Linked DNA regions of Mus musculus: region 1 is linked to region 2. The links are chromatin loops, found by intact Hi-C in ENCODE. Cell type or tissue: left cerebral cortex. All regions are shown on one strand. Each heading gives the region's core, and the rest is flanking DNA. Links, peaks and the distances in the headings are about the cores only.

Region 1 (7,483 bases), core at 1,450-6,449, 100 kb before region 2:
CTAGGATGCAAATCTTTAGACATTCAAAGAGGAAAGAATATTCCTTATTATTTTTGAAAGAAATCACTAATTATTTTCTTTTGAGCCTCATAGTTCACTGCTGTATTGCTATTGCTACACTCAGAATGGATCCTGGTCTACAGTAGACTTTCTATATGTACATTCAAGTGATAATAAAGACAGCGTATACTTCTAACACATAACCTCAAAGAGTGTGAGAGAAACTTTAACTTTCAAGGTTCACATACCAAATACTAAAATCTCAATTTTTCTTTCATCATTTGGGCATCGGATAAGACTTTTTTCATAGTAGCAGAGCTGAGATTGACAGTACTTTTAAAGGCTGTTTGGTTGTTGTCTATGTCTATGTTGGAACACACTATTATTTATATTGTGAGAAGTTAATCATGGGAGAAAGCAGGTGGTGCTACCACATGGCTAACCAACAATGAAGATAGGCTTCAGATATGAGAATTTTAGTCAATAAAACGTAGCCAGATTTATCAGAAGTGGAGCTTATGATTTATATAGCCATTGTAACACACATCATTTCTGAATGAGCAAAAGGTTACTTTATAAGTACGGATGTCTCAGATAGCTCACCTGTCATTCTGAGGTCTGTGTAGGTTCTCACCCTAGCTGGGCACTGCGGTCCTGATCACACTTTTTGTGATCACACTTTAAACCTGTCAGCATCACCATCATTGGACATACACACACACACACACACACACACACACACACACACACACACACCACTCTAGAATTTGTTTCCCATCTGTGGCCCCTGGAGTGTATACACATCAGGACAACTATGCATATAGTCCTACCCATTTAGAGATGACATCACATGATAAGGTCAAAGATGAGATGATAGCAATGCCAACGGTAAGCTATCCATAGAAAGACTTTTCAGAACTGCACACTGGTATTACCACTCCTGTCTCATCATTTGCTCTCCTACACGCAATTCTCTAAGTTCTCTCAAATCTCTTTCTTGCCATGCATCTAGATAGAATCGGTGTAAGGAAGACTGGCAACACAAGAACAGTTTCTGCAGATCCTGAGGATCTAATTTGTCCTTGGTGGTAGGAGATGCAGTCTGGAGAACTGGGGGTGGGGTTTTGAACACACTGTTGATCGTCTCTCCACTCATGGGGAATCTGGAAATACAAAGTCCTAGAGAAAGGAAATGGGAAATGGAAAGTGAAATAAAGGGAAGGAAAGGGGCTACAGGTAAGGAGCAGGGTTGTGCTAATTATCTATTACCTAAGGTTCACCAGAGGTCAGAGCCAAGGGCATTGTACAGGTACAGTAATGTCAGCAACATTTGCAATAAACATACAGAGCAATACACACATACCTAGAAAATTATTTAATTTTCATACATATATATGAAAGACAGACACACACAGCAGGGTGGGGGGCAGGCAGAAGGAACACGGAGGGAGGGAAAGAGAACAACTTTTTTTTAAGGGACTCACTACCATGATTATGGAAACTCTACATCCATGATCTGCTGCATGGATTAACAAGATAGAAACCCAAGAATAGTTGAAAATGGGGTTGGAGTTTGAGTGATGGGGTTAATTGTTGGAAGAATTCTCTCCTCTCCTGTCTTTGTTCTTTCTAGTTAGGCTCTCAACTGACTGGATGAGGCCCACCCACCAATGAACCCTGTTTTTCAAAAGTCTGTAGACTTAAATCTTGATATTGTATATAAAGTATCAACCCAGAAACACCCTGAATGTCTGCACCATTGCCGATCCAGAATGACACATAAAATCAAGGATCGTGGGTCTGCATACAGCTTTGAAGCAGCTGTCCTAAAAGGATTAAAAGGAGTGTTCCTTTAAGAAGGTCATACTAAGAAGCAAAGAGAAGAAAAGTTACCGTCCTCTCATCCTAATATCCCCACCACAGGCAAGCTAATGCCCAATCTAATGCCTCAAAAGACAAAGCCACCTTTAGCATTTAAAGACTTCAAATTACAAAGTGCTTAGAAAAAGGAAGTACGTTGGTGAGAATGGATTTTATCCAAAGTGCAATTTGTTTTCCCTTTCATAAGTGGGGAAGAGGTTCCAAAGAGGTACAGAGCAAGGGGTTAGATGCCACAGAGAGTGAAAAAGAAAATGGACTACAGAGAGACCAAAAATAGCTCTTTAAGAGACATAATTATTCAGAGCTTCAATTTACCTACATCTACTTTAGAAAAAAAAATCAGAATCTACACATGACCCTAATACATGGCCCAGATTTAAATGTGGCACCTTGAATCTGGGGGATAGGAAGGAAATTGGAAGGAGACTTTTCAGGGCACACTCTGGCAGTGTTCAGGAGGAGGAGGGAAAGAGAAGAGAGGCTGGGCTGGGTTCTTCACACTCATAGTAATTTCTGTTATTGTTTGTTTGTTTGTTTGTTTGTTGTTGTTGTTTTTAAGTGAAGTTGGGTAGTTGCCCTCATTATGTTCCAGAATGGCAAACCATCCAAGAGACTCATACTATAAGGCAAAACTCCAGTCACCAATTAAACATGCAGTTGGGGGAAACACAGCTCTATCTTGTTCAAACTGCAGTGGGTACAGTGCTTAGGTCTTTGTCTTGATCATCAGCATTGAACTCTGAGCTATATAACAGAACAGAAAGAGTGTAGCTCTTCCCATTACTGCCACAGCCACTGTATTAGCATTTGGTGTCTCTAACAGAATACCTATGGCATAGAAATCAAAGGAGAAAAGGTCTTCTCTTATGGTTTCAAGATTCCACACCACATGGTCATGGCTGCATCCTTGTGATCTATGACAGCACAGTTGATGGGGGGAGGGGGGCAGTTTCTTCTTTCAAGGCAGAGCCTGACTCTTTGTTAGTAAATTTCCAATGGCACAGAATGGTACAAAATGTCTTTTGTACATGGGACTTGGAAGACACTTCAGATCCAATCCATCGCACTTACTTTAGAACATATACTTTACTGAACTTGTACACTATATCAAAGAGATACATTAATATATCTTGAGTGCATAATTCCACATTTGCCAGCAATTCTAATTCCATAGGGATGTCAGTGATATGGACCCAACCAGGGTGTCAGGAGCAGAGATCTACAGAGCCCCAAGCCATCCGGATCAGCAAGCAAGAAGCTTGTCTTCTCTGCAGAGAGAACATTTCTTGCTGCACAAACCGGAAATCCCATGTGGGAGAAAAGCACAACTGTTGTAGTGGAAGTGGGAGCTTGAGGGAGTCCAGGAGTCTAATGGCAGAGGTCAGCAGGGGAACGACAAGCTGAGGCAAGACAAGATCTCTGCAAAAGCACAGGCTGCTTGGGCGGAGGGTGAAGCAAGACTGTGAAATAAAGCTGTGTCTATTTTCCACCCTCTCCCTCCCCCTCTCCATCTGCCTGTCTCTTCCCTTTTCTCTCTCCCTCTGCCTCTTCTCCCTTTGCAAGCCTTCAGCTGCTAATTTCCATCCAACACTTCTCTCTTCCTCTGTCAAGATATCCTCCTTGCTAACCTCCCCCACCCCTTGGCAATGGGCACATTTTATTCCACAGATTGTTTGCCCGACAATTCCCGACGTGGTGATTTGCTCTGACATCTTTGTGTATGCAATCAGCCTATGTCACAGAGGGCCTGTGGAAAATGCAGGGGACCAGCTCTGCAGAGGACAACCTTGTAACTCTTCAGTGAGGCTTAGACACAAGGGGCTTGAAGGAAGGAGAGACAGGGGTATCATAAACTTCCCTTGCTGCAGGCTACTAGCAGTCTCCATTGGGACTCAGCTCTCCAGACCCCTGAATAGGGCATGAGTGACTCTTTTGCAAGTAGCAAGGGTCTGTCAAACACGAATCCCCATCATCCCCATCTTAATTAACACAAACTAATGGTGCTGGGTAGAGAGAGAGTACTAAAAATAGTTTTCTGGATAAACTGAGACAGAGACATAAACAACACAGCAAGCTGTACCCCAGTGTCTGCTCAGCTCTAAAACACTCACTCTTAGACACATTTAAATGGCTGGAATGTAAAATTGAATGCCTTTGCCTATTAAATCAGTAATAAATGTGTGTGTGTGTGTGTATTTATTTGTGGCATTGAGTGTGTATGAGTGTGTGTTTATGTACTGAGTGTGTATGACTGTGTGCTTGTGTATTGTCTATGTGACTCTTTGCATTGTGTTTGTGTGTGTAAGTATATGTGTATGTATGTGGCATTAAGTGTGTGTGTATGAGAAAGGGAGTGTGTGTGTGTGTGTGTGTGTGTTTAATGTGTTAGGGTTGTGGGATATCACAACAGGAAGGCAGACAGGAAATATCTGTCTTGTATTTGAAAATGGAAAATGTGAAATTATTCTAAAATAAAACATTAGAGAAATAGTGGAAAGAGCGAGGGATCAGGAGCATAGCTCAGCAGGAGGGAAGTTTTCTAGCCTGCACAAAGCCAGGGTTTGTTCTTCAATAGCACAAACTCACAAAAGAAAACAGATGAAGGAAGGGAGGACTAAAGGATGGGAGGGACAAACAAGGCCATTTTAAGAATGGCTAACATAAAAAATATGTCCTTCTAAAGAGCATACGATCCAAATAGCAAATAGATTGCCTTCCGTAGTACCTTCTTCATGTGAGTTGAAATGACTGATTGGTGGGTAGATAGATGCAGTGAAAGAGGAAAAGCCAAGAGAAATGCAGACTTGCAAAGAAAGGAGGAACAGCCCACACTCGGCATGGGGACAGACAGAAGTATTCCTCATCTATGAGGAAACTCTCACAATAAAGCTACGGACACATGCATCAAGGGAGTGACTCTCAACAGGTCATCATTTCAGGCTTTGCAAGGTCACTTTGTCTCTCTTTTTTCCAGTTTCCTTACCTGTCACAGAAATCATTAAGATTTTCAAATTCCATAAGCTACAGATATGTGGCTGTGGCTGGAACAAACACCTTCCTAGAAAAACATTCACATGTGTGTATCTTTTGGCTGCAGCCTAAACTACTTCTACCTGGCATGCCCTCCTTTTCCCATTGGCTTTGAAACGTATCCTCATGGCACAGTTCACTTGCCTCCTCCCTGGGCAACATTCTCATGTCCTCAGCATAAGTAGTACCTGTCTTCCATGGGCCTCCTGTGAATTGCTGCTCCTTCCTAGAGTCACAAAGCTATACAGTTTTCCTGATTGGATACAGGACACACACTCTCTGCAAATTTAGTGAAGTCTGTTGCTATACCCAGTGCCAAGTGTGATGGTTAGTGCTCCTTCAGTGTTTGCTGAATGACATGGAGTGACACTCCTCCATATGGGGACCCTCTCTTAGCTGGATGCTTGAAGTAGTGTGTTCAAGGATTTTAGGAAATGCTATGGTTAAATATTTCCCAAGACAAACCAGGCAGGGAAACTGATGTCACCTCACTCAGTGGAGAACTGGACTCTCTTGGCCCAAACACCTTCCCTTGTCATAAAGAAGACAGTCATCTGCAGGGCATGCTCGTGAATGCACATTCCTGTGTGATTAACAAGCTCCCACGCAGTAAGGAGAGTAATTTTTTCTCATACATCAGAAGTTTACCTACTCAGTGATTTCTACTCTGACTTGGAGCAAAGGATTTGATGTCTAGGCTGTAGTGAAAGAATCAAAAGCTGTGGTCCAAAGGAAACCCAGCTATTAGTTTCATGTTTGTCATGGGGGGGAGGGTGCAAATTAAAGACATATGCCATTTATTTCTTTATAAATACCTCCTTCTCATTGTGCAAATCTTCCATTACACCCACCTTCTACTCTGTTCCCTAGCCATGGCTAGTGGGCTAAACTCTTCTTAGTTTGGGCGCCCTTTCAGGGAGGAAGTTCTGTTAAGTCTTCATCACCAGGCAGGCATGCAACTGTCTCCAGGTTTTTATTCTTCATTTTAGTTTGGCCAATATTTACTTTAAATCAAGACTTTCTAGCTTAGCTTTTCTCCTTGCCTCCCCCACCTTAGAAGGACCTATCAGCCCTTCTTCCCCTGATCCAGAAAAAGCAAGCCCAATGTCATTTCTCTCAGCCAGATAGAGCAGGCAACCTGTGTGGTAGATGGCATAGAAATCTGCATTGTGAAACTGGGCACTGCCAAGTAGGTCCCAGGGTGTTGGCCCCAGGCTGTCAGGACTGTCTTGCCCTTAGCCACCTCACATTAAGAACCTTAGAGACATAATCACTGGCTCCAGTTGAGTTGGGAAATCTCTGTACCTTGGGGATATTGGATTATTGGTAGCCTTAGGCACATCCCTTTGATAGAATGCTAGCCCCCAAACCCATGATGTGCAATACCTCGCTCATAGTGCTGAGGTTTTGCTTGCAAATTTGCATGACCTTTGAGCAGGACCCCACAGGTTGTCCTGAAGTACTGACTGTGACTCTTTCCATTAGCATATTTGTTCTTTCTAATCTGCTTCCTCCATTATTTGGAAATGTAAGGGCTCTGATGTATCCAAGGTCCCACTGTTGGTAAATTCTGCCTCTTCTGAGCCTCATTTCAGCATTATGGCTACTGATGTTGTTGTGGTGGCTTCTTCGGTTCCTGTTGATTATTTTCATTTGATCACTGCCTCTGCCTTCACTCTATCTGTCTCCTAGCTATATGTAAAGGTTAGGTTCCCTGGAATCCAGGGCCACCAGCCATATCATGAACCTATTCATCATGCACTTGGAATTCAGTTGAACTCTTTCCTCCTCAACGTTGATTCAAGTCAGCGAATGTTCACTTCAGGATCAAGGCACAAACCATTCTGCAAGGGGGTCACAGTCAGGGAGGGAAGTTTCCAAGTCTAGCAGATAAACCATTCTGTGTTGATTCCTGGGAGTAGGGCAAATGAGGACCTTCTCACAAAGGGGTGCTGAGAAGAAAGTAGTCCAGGAAACCCCTTGAGGTTCAGACAGGATGGGAACTTAACAACAAGGGTAATGGGGAAGAGATCTTTCTTCATAGTCCTTGTCAGACTCATGTTGACTCTGAACATATATGGAAATATTTGAACTAGCAGAAAGAATTTACAAATCAGGTACATTCTTATGGTCATCTACAAAATCACTCTGAGCTACGGTCTTCTGGAAAATGAGCTAAGAGCACCTATCCATGTGACTGAGGGGTTCTGTGGAACAGCAGCAGACAAGCCAAGAACTTTGACTAAAAGACTCATCCTCCGTCAGCCTGTTCACCAGGGATCCCGCCTGTGTGATCTTCATCTTCCTCATCTTTCTTAATTTTCCCAGCCCTAGCCCAGATTAGGTCCTCTGTGGCCTCTTGTGGCTCTGAGGTCATGGGATGCCCTGGCAGATGCATCTAGACAATTTGAAATGTGGTCATAGGTAATATTAGTGTGGATTCTGCTAGGGGGGTTTGGTAGGCCACAGAGGAAGGTATTATTATGCCCAGTTTGAAGATAGCAAGATTGAGGCTGGGAAAGATTATAGACCTTGCTGAAATTCATATAGCTTGAAAGTGGAGACTTCCAAG
Region 2 (7,483 bases), core at 1,484-6,483:
AATGACTACCCCTCTCCTTCTGTATGGGAGTCATTATTAGCAGGAGATGACGCAAGAGACAGAGAATGCCCAGCTGAGATTGTGTGTCCAGGTGCATTTCTCTGAGCAGACTGTTGGAAAAAAATCCTATTTGACTTGAAACTGGCCTAATTTTTTCTTGCAATTGATCGTGAGAGAACACATATAAAACCCCACCATGCCAGCCTAAAGGAGCTATTCTCCTCATTACATGCCCCAGGGAAGCCAAACTGACCCAGGGCCTACACCTTGCAGGAGCTCTGGGCTCCTCAGTTCTAAAATGAACCAACTTCCCTTTCAGCCTTCTTCATGAACCACTTGCTGCTTTCCAGAGTGTTTGGTGGCAGCTGTGCACACCCAGGAAGATAGATTTCCGGCTTCATTGTGATACACCTGCAGGAGGATTGGCACAGCAGTTCCCAGCACCAGTGGGTGGGGGATTTGACTATATGCATTCTGGCAAGCAGATTTGGCCTTCTCCCACACCAAGCCTTTTTTCTTATGCGTTCTTGTGTATTCCATGGTGTGCCCCCATTGTGAGGGATTATATGTAACTGGTTCTATGTGAATTATAAAAGAGACAGAGAAATAATGGAAGGAAGATGGACAAATTGTTTGTTGCAGGTAAATGTCAAGTAACTAAAAGCCAGGAAGCACATTCACTTTGAGTCTATCTGAGGACCGATGCATCCAATTATACTTCCATTCACTCGTGCATTTAATGAATAAATAAGGACTTCTCCCTGCCTGCTAGGTGTCAAGCATTGTCCCAGGCCAAGGGAAAAGCAAAAATGACTGTTGTCAACAGACGTTGCATCATGTGGCTGGCAGATGAAGATATACAGCCAGACATCCCATGTTGTATACATGTAATATTCTTATAGAGCAACAAGCTCTGCTGTGGCATAGATACAGACAAGAGAGGCTAACATGAGGGGGCCAGGTCAAGGAAGTCAGAGCAACAGAGGGAGCAGTTGGTGTGGCGAGTTGTGTACACACATGCACATGCACTTGTGGGTTTGAGGATGCTCATGTGGGTGCACAGTGTGGTGCTTTTCCTGCTGGAGGGGAGAAGTAGAGAAAGGGGAGGAAGATGCTCTATGCCAATCCGAGAAGCAAAGAGAAGCTGAGAACAATAAGACATAAAAGAAGTAAAGGGAAGCTCACTAGATATTTTATAAGCTGTATCTCTTTAGCATGGAGGATACGTTGTGACCCAGAAGTAGATAAGATCTCTAGGATCAGTTCAGTATATGTAGGAGAATGGATATAAATAGGTCAACTGGTTCATAGCATAGACCAGAGGTTCCTCAGGACAGAAACCCATACAAGGGCCTGATTTTGAGCCTCCAAAGGTTACTATCTTCAATGTTACCTGTGTGCCACCTTTAATCCATATCTAAATACAGAAGGAAGGCATTCCTGCCTCCTGTGACTTGCTGATGAGGAAACTGAGGCACAGAGAGGTCCAGTCATTTACTCAAGGTCACAGAGGTAGTGACACTGGAAGTCCAGACCTGCTGATCTGGAGCCACGGGATTGAAGTATATTCAGTAGCAGAAGGATATGGATAAAACAATACAGGCCACAAAATGCTAGTGGAACATGGATTTCCAGGAATGAGCACATCTCAACGTGATGACACTAAAAACCAACCCAGAAAGCCACAGAGTGATTTCAAAAGGAATCTTCCTTCGGGGACTGCTGCAAAAACTAATCAACATTCCCACAATCCAGAAAAATCATGCTTATGAAAACTGTTGGCAACTGTCCATAAACTGATTCTAACATGAGTCTGGGCATCTGCCTGGTAGACCAGTTCTCTGTTCCCTCCTTACATGTGTGCACTGAAGCTGGGGTCTCCAGGTAGATTGTTCATCATATCTCTGTTACTTGTGGTATGCCTGGATAGAGACTGACACCTGTCCCATCATCTGGCCCCTTGAGAGCCAGAGAATGGCAGGCAAGATGGCCCAGTTGGTATACTTACTGTGAAGCCAGATAACCTGAGTTTGAACTCCAGCATGCACATGGTAGAAGGATAGAATGGACACCTGCAAGCTGTCCTCTGATCTCCATAATACTATGTGGCAGTAGCACATGTCCACATTCATGCACATGTGTAGACAAACATGCACACAAATAATGTAAAAAGAGAGTGACTTGAAAAACACCTTTGTATGGCTTTCCACATCTCTACAGTTTTGCATGAAGCTTCACTGCAGTTGGCAGCTAAAAAAAATCATTTGCTGAATTAACAAAGGACCCAGTCCCTCAGTCTGTCTAAAGTGGAGGCTTTTATAGCCCATCTTCAAACAAGGCAGAGATCTGTTCAGTGACAACAGACCATGAAGAGGGACACATAAAGAAACCAATCTCTGAATTAGAACACTGGGGACCAATCAGCAAGATCTCCCTGCCTGGCTCAGGTACAACCTGACCTCCTAGCTAGAGAGCTATGATCTCTGAAGGATCCTTGACAGTCTCTTCCTTCTGATTTGGGAGCATCACCTAGAGTCAGGCAACATACAGAAGGGTATACAACAAGAATGTCTGAATACTCTAGAATGCCAGAGACATGTGCCCTGTACTTTTCTAAATTAGCAGAGATGGGCCCAAGACTGCCTACTGGCAGATAGCTTCATAAAGGTGAGGCAGCCTGCCAGAGAAAGACTTCTTTTCAAAGTAACTTGCAAATGAAGGTACCTTAATGGCTCAATAGTCACCTGCTTCAGATGGTGGAGCATAGCCAGGTGAAGGGTGAGTCCTGCCACCAGGATGGTCCTCTGTGGGGCAAGGAGGAAATCAAGGGAAGTTAGCTTTCCTTGTTTGCACTCCCCTGGGACAAGGCTAAGGGCTGAGGTTGTGGCCTCTGTCTGCTATGGAGACTCCAGCCTGAGGCTTGGCCTGAAGACATCTGTGAGCATCTGTCCACTCATTGGCTCTTGACTGGCTCTGTACTCTCAAGAGACTTACTTCTGACTCTCCAGGAAAACTACGGGAAGAACATCATACCTACTTTGTACCTGGTGGATGCCTTTGAAACTTTTTTCCAAACTGTAAATGTTTAATTACATGTCTCCTTAGAAAGAAAGCATGTGCGTGTGAAATCAGTAGCGCACACCTGTCAGTCTAAAAGGGTTGCAGACAAGCAAGTCTGCGAAGGCAGACACAAGTCCACTAAAGGTATTCTATCCCAGTATCCTCTCTGCCAGAGTCTTGGCCTGTAAGCGTCTCTACATATCTAGAGGATGTGCTCCTTCACCACCCCCTCCTTTGCCTCTTCTCCTCTGCCACAACCCTCCGGCAGCTCCTGGCTGGAGACACCCACATACCCACTCCTCTGCTTTGTCCGCAGATGTTCTGCACCCCTCAAAAATTGGTGGACCAAATGCACAGTGCTCTGTACCCCATTCCCCTTGCCTTTCTTTCTCACCCACTCTTCTGACCCCCAGGGTTTGAATAACAAAAGGGGACATTTGCAGAATTAAAGTAATTTCTACTTAGCAGCAGTCTCCTCACACAGATGTAAATATTCATAAACATATCAACTCTTGCAGACCCACCACACACACACAACTGCCGATGACACCCCTGCTGCCTTAGGCGTTGTTCTAATAAGTTAGGAGCAGGAGAGTGGAAGGGGCTATTTTTAACTTTAGAATGATTTTTTTTCCAAAGCTGTTTTAAAGTCCCTGCTGGGAGTAAAGCTGGAGAGCTGTTTTCTGGAAACTGAGAATGTTTCCCACAGAGTCGTGGGCAGAGCTGGATCTGTGATGGAGACAGGAGATCATACCCTTGAATTTCCAAAGCACAGGCCTTGTGGAAGAAGGAACCCAAACACAGTTTCATGTGGTCCAGCATGCATGTCATCACCTCAGTGAATAGGGTTTATAGGGCCAGTCAGCCCACATAGCACCCACTACTCTCAGGAGTGAATCCTCAGGGAAGTGAGGGGGTCGGACAGGATCTTGGGAATCCTCTGTGTGTCCATTCTCTCAAGCACAGGTGCTCATCATCCAGGCCGCAGCCTTTAACACAGCTAAGGTGCGGCTCTCCACAGGCATAGCCACAATTGCATTATCTGGGCCTGAGTCCCTGATAAATATGTTTCCTTGGTGTGGTGGTTATTTATTATTCAATAACTGTCCTATTAAGCTTAAATGGATGGGGTATTTGAGATCTCTCCTCGTGTACATCTTCCAGTTGCTGCTGTCAAGGGAATCCTGCCAGATATTTAATAACACCCTGCCTCTGGCTGGCACCAAAGCACACACATGCCTGAGCTCAAGTGGTAGGTGTGTCCCTTACAGCTGTAAACAGAGAGTACAGTGACTGCTAGCTGAGGACACAGCCCATGCCTGCCTTAGCACAACTCCAGCACCCTCATCTTCGTCTCTTGGCTCTTTCTGCTCTAGCCCACTCCTTGGGGAACAGCTTGAAAGATTACAGCTTGGAAGTAGACAGGGTGGGAAAAAACGAGAAGGGATTAAAGAGAAAATAGATTCATGAGAAGACAGATAACAGAGTTGTCGGGGCTCTGTTAATTAAAAAGCAGCAATTTGTCTGAATTCTGAATGTGAAGAATCCCCTGGGAGATGTTAGCCAGGCTTCCTCTGAGAATCAGACATGCTCTGTTTCTACATAGTGACATGCTACAACCTGAAGAGTGAGGGGGGGGGGGGGAGGGTGACCCCCTGTCCATTCATAGTTGGAAATCGGGACTTCCATGTAGGATCATGGCCACAGTGGCCATCCCTTTCCTGCCCTGTCCCAGAGATTTGTATGAGGTTGAGGGCCCAGGTTTCTAGAGGAAGCTGAGACCTCCTCATTGCAGACTCCACAGGGAAGCTTTCTGCTCTCCAATACTTACTGAAAAGGCATCCTGGGCCAGGCACTGTCAGATGCTTTGCATAATTAACTTGTTTTAATTCTCACAACTATCCTATGAGGCCGACACTCTTACTGGGCCTATTTTATCAGATCAGCAAGCAAGATGGGAGTCTACTGAGTCACCCAACTAGTAAATGAAACTCAGTGAAACTTGAGTGACACCAGAGGGGGTTTTCGGAGGCACTGACTTCCACTGGCCATCCCAGAAGGATTCAGTGCTTTGTACGTGGCCTATCAAATGACCTCCCGAAATGTGTGGCCACAGAAGGTTTCTAGTAGCTGGGAAGTGCATGCCCTAAAGAGACAGGAAGTTACTGCTCAATCAGGAACAGGTGCTATAGGAGGTTAATTAATATTGTGGCTATTTTGCCTTGAAAATGAATTAAAGTTGCCCTTTCTATTTGACATTTCCTTATTTGGAAACAAAACAAAATATTTCCCTATGGGTTTATGATTCCTAGCAACAAGATAGATATTCTGGAGCAAAGAACTCCTGGATACAGAACTAAGAGGTAGAGATGATGCTGAGAGATGTTTTGCTTTGCCCCCAAGGGGGGCATGGTCTTTGAAGCTGATTATCTTGGGCCATAACCCTTTGAAGATGCTTAGGATCTTCTTCCTAGTGTGGTCCACACATATAATATGCAGTTTGACCAAAACGTGACACAGGCTAGCCTTGCAGAAGAGCTCAGTGCTTTTAAACACTAGGTCTCATCTTACAAAGACTCAATAACAGACAAAGTTTTCCATTGACTTAGGTTTCATGGCTTCAATAAACATTGATATTTAGATATAATATTTATTGAAAGCCTGCCATGTAGCAAGCTGAGCACCATGGATACAACCGTGGGGGACACAAACAGAAATTACTGCCCTTGTGAGGCCTGCTGTAAGGGTTTTTTTCCCTTTGAATAGGGAGTTGCATGCAACATTGAATTCTAGGTGATTTTCAAATTCTCAAGATTACTGGTTCCTTAGGTAGAATTATGCACATGCAAGGCAGGCCATGGCCATAATTTAGACACAGCCTGATGCTTTAGAAGACTCAGTAGATGCTGAAAATATTGTCGGGACATAATGTTATGGACACGAAGCAGAAAGACTCTCTATTTCGACTAGTACTGAGCACTGGCCATGGAGTCAGGAGACTTGAACTTGCCTGGCCTCTCTTATATTAATCTTTTAACCTTCAACAAGAGTTTAACTTCTACGACCCTCCCTCTGTGTCTTTACCTATAAAATAAAGGAAGGTAAGATCACTGCACCTTTTTTAACGTGTTGCATAAAGCCTAAAGCAAAATAACCCAGCCTGAAAGTACATTATAGATTGTGGTTGAAAAAAATACTTAAGAGTCTACAAAATCATGGGAAAATGAGATGCTGATATAGATGATTGAATCCATGTGTCAGTGTGGTAATTACAGACAGTCTTGTAACCTGATCTGCTATCTTTCCAGTGAGATCAGAGTCCTAGAAGACCCTTGTTGACCACCTGGGAGAGCTTTCTAATATTGGCTAGGTTGAATTCTCTTTCCAAGAGTATGTCTGCCTGAGGCTGGGACATCAAAGGAGACTCGCCCAGGTATACTGGAACTCAGAGGGCAGCTACCTTCACTTGATAGCATACAGTAGTTAGTCTCTACCCCACCCCACTCATCTCATTTACATTTTGCTATCTCTGGTTTCATTTATTCATGGTCAGAGCCCAAAAAATGTAAGATGAAAAATATTCAGAAATGAACAATCCATGTATTTTAGCCAATGGCATTTCAAACAGAATGAGGACAGATCATTCTATTTACTTGTCCTGCACCTAGGACATGAGTCATCTATTTGTTCTGTCTATCCAAGCAGTGTGTGTCATGCCTGTTACTCAGTAGCCATTTCAGGCAGGAGCTACTACTGTGACATTGCCTTGCTTTTCGAAAGTAGCTTCATGTGGTGGTTCAACACCATGTCAAAGAGCCTGTCATTCGTCTCATTACATGTCATCACATAGACACTTTGCCATCTCACCCAGTCAGAAGGGTGAGTGCACTACAGTAAGGAGTGAGGGAGAGAGCATCCACATATTCATACACTGGTGTTATGTTTGTTCTACTCTCCTGTTAATCCTCTCCTTGTTCTGGTCCTTAAAGCAGATACAAATATTGATAATGTTGTTAACTTATATACGTAATTTATAAACTAACCTTAATCATAGATATGAGTATATAAGAACATACATGGTATTTTGGATTTCATACTCTCCTTATACCTGGGTATTCAATAATGGCTTTTAGGATGCATCCAATGTGGATATAAGACTATTACTGTGTGGATATTTTCTAGTCAATCAGTCAAACAATAAGCTAGGTGACACTAACTGTGGATTTTGTTGATGTGATTAAATTTTGACTAAGTGTTTGATTAGAGAGAGGACTGCTCTGTGTGGCTCTGACTTAGCCAGTATCTTGGTTACTTTTCCTGTTGAAATACACTTTCAGAAGTAAAAGGATTTATTTTAGATCACAGTTCAGGGTACAATCTATCATGGTGGGGAAGTCAAGGCAGCAGGAGGTTGAAGCAGCTG

What was found. Hi-C counts contacts between places; a loop is a spot of excess contacts. Peaks named below come from ENCODE experiments on the same cell type or tissue, not always from the same donor. Only the 100,000 strongest peaks of a DNase experiment are listed, where the experiment ranks them.
Region 1: a loop joins it to region 2, with 3 times the contacts of the local background. A loop is called at or near these places in 2 of 42 quality-filtered maps.

Annotation. Positions count from the first base shown.
Region 1 is chr9:28,382,879-28,390,361 of GRCm38, reverse strand. The region is part of intron 1 of Opcml (opioid binding protein/cell adhesion molecule-like); the gene reads right to left. All of the region lies in intron 1 of Gm39313 (a long non-coding RNA gene), which reads left to right. Among named protein-coding and RNA genes, the nearest start is that of Gm39313, 9.6 kb to the left of the region's middle. In left cerebral cortex, for the core only: no CTCF peak of the experiment used is centred there; a DNase peak (open chromatin) is centred at 3,413; H3K27ac peaks cover 1,727 bases.
Region 2 is chr9:28,278,060-28,285,542 of GRCm38, reverse strand. The region is part of intron 1 of Opcml (opioid binding protein/cell adhesion molecule-like); the gene reads right to left. Among named protein-coding and RNA genes, the nearest start is that of Gm39313, 110 kb to the left of the region's middle. In left cerebral cortex, for the core only: no CTCF peak of the experiment used is centred there; DNase peaks (open chromatin) are centred at 3,747 and 4,358; H3K27ac peaks cover 661 bases.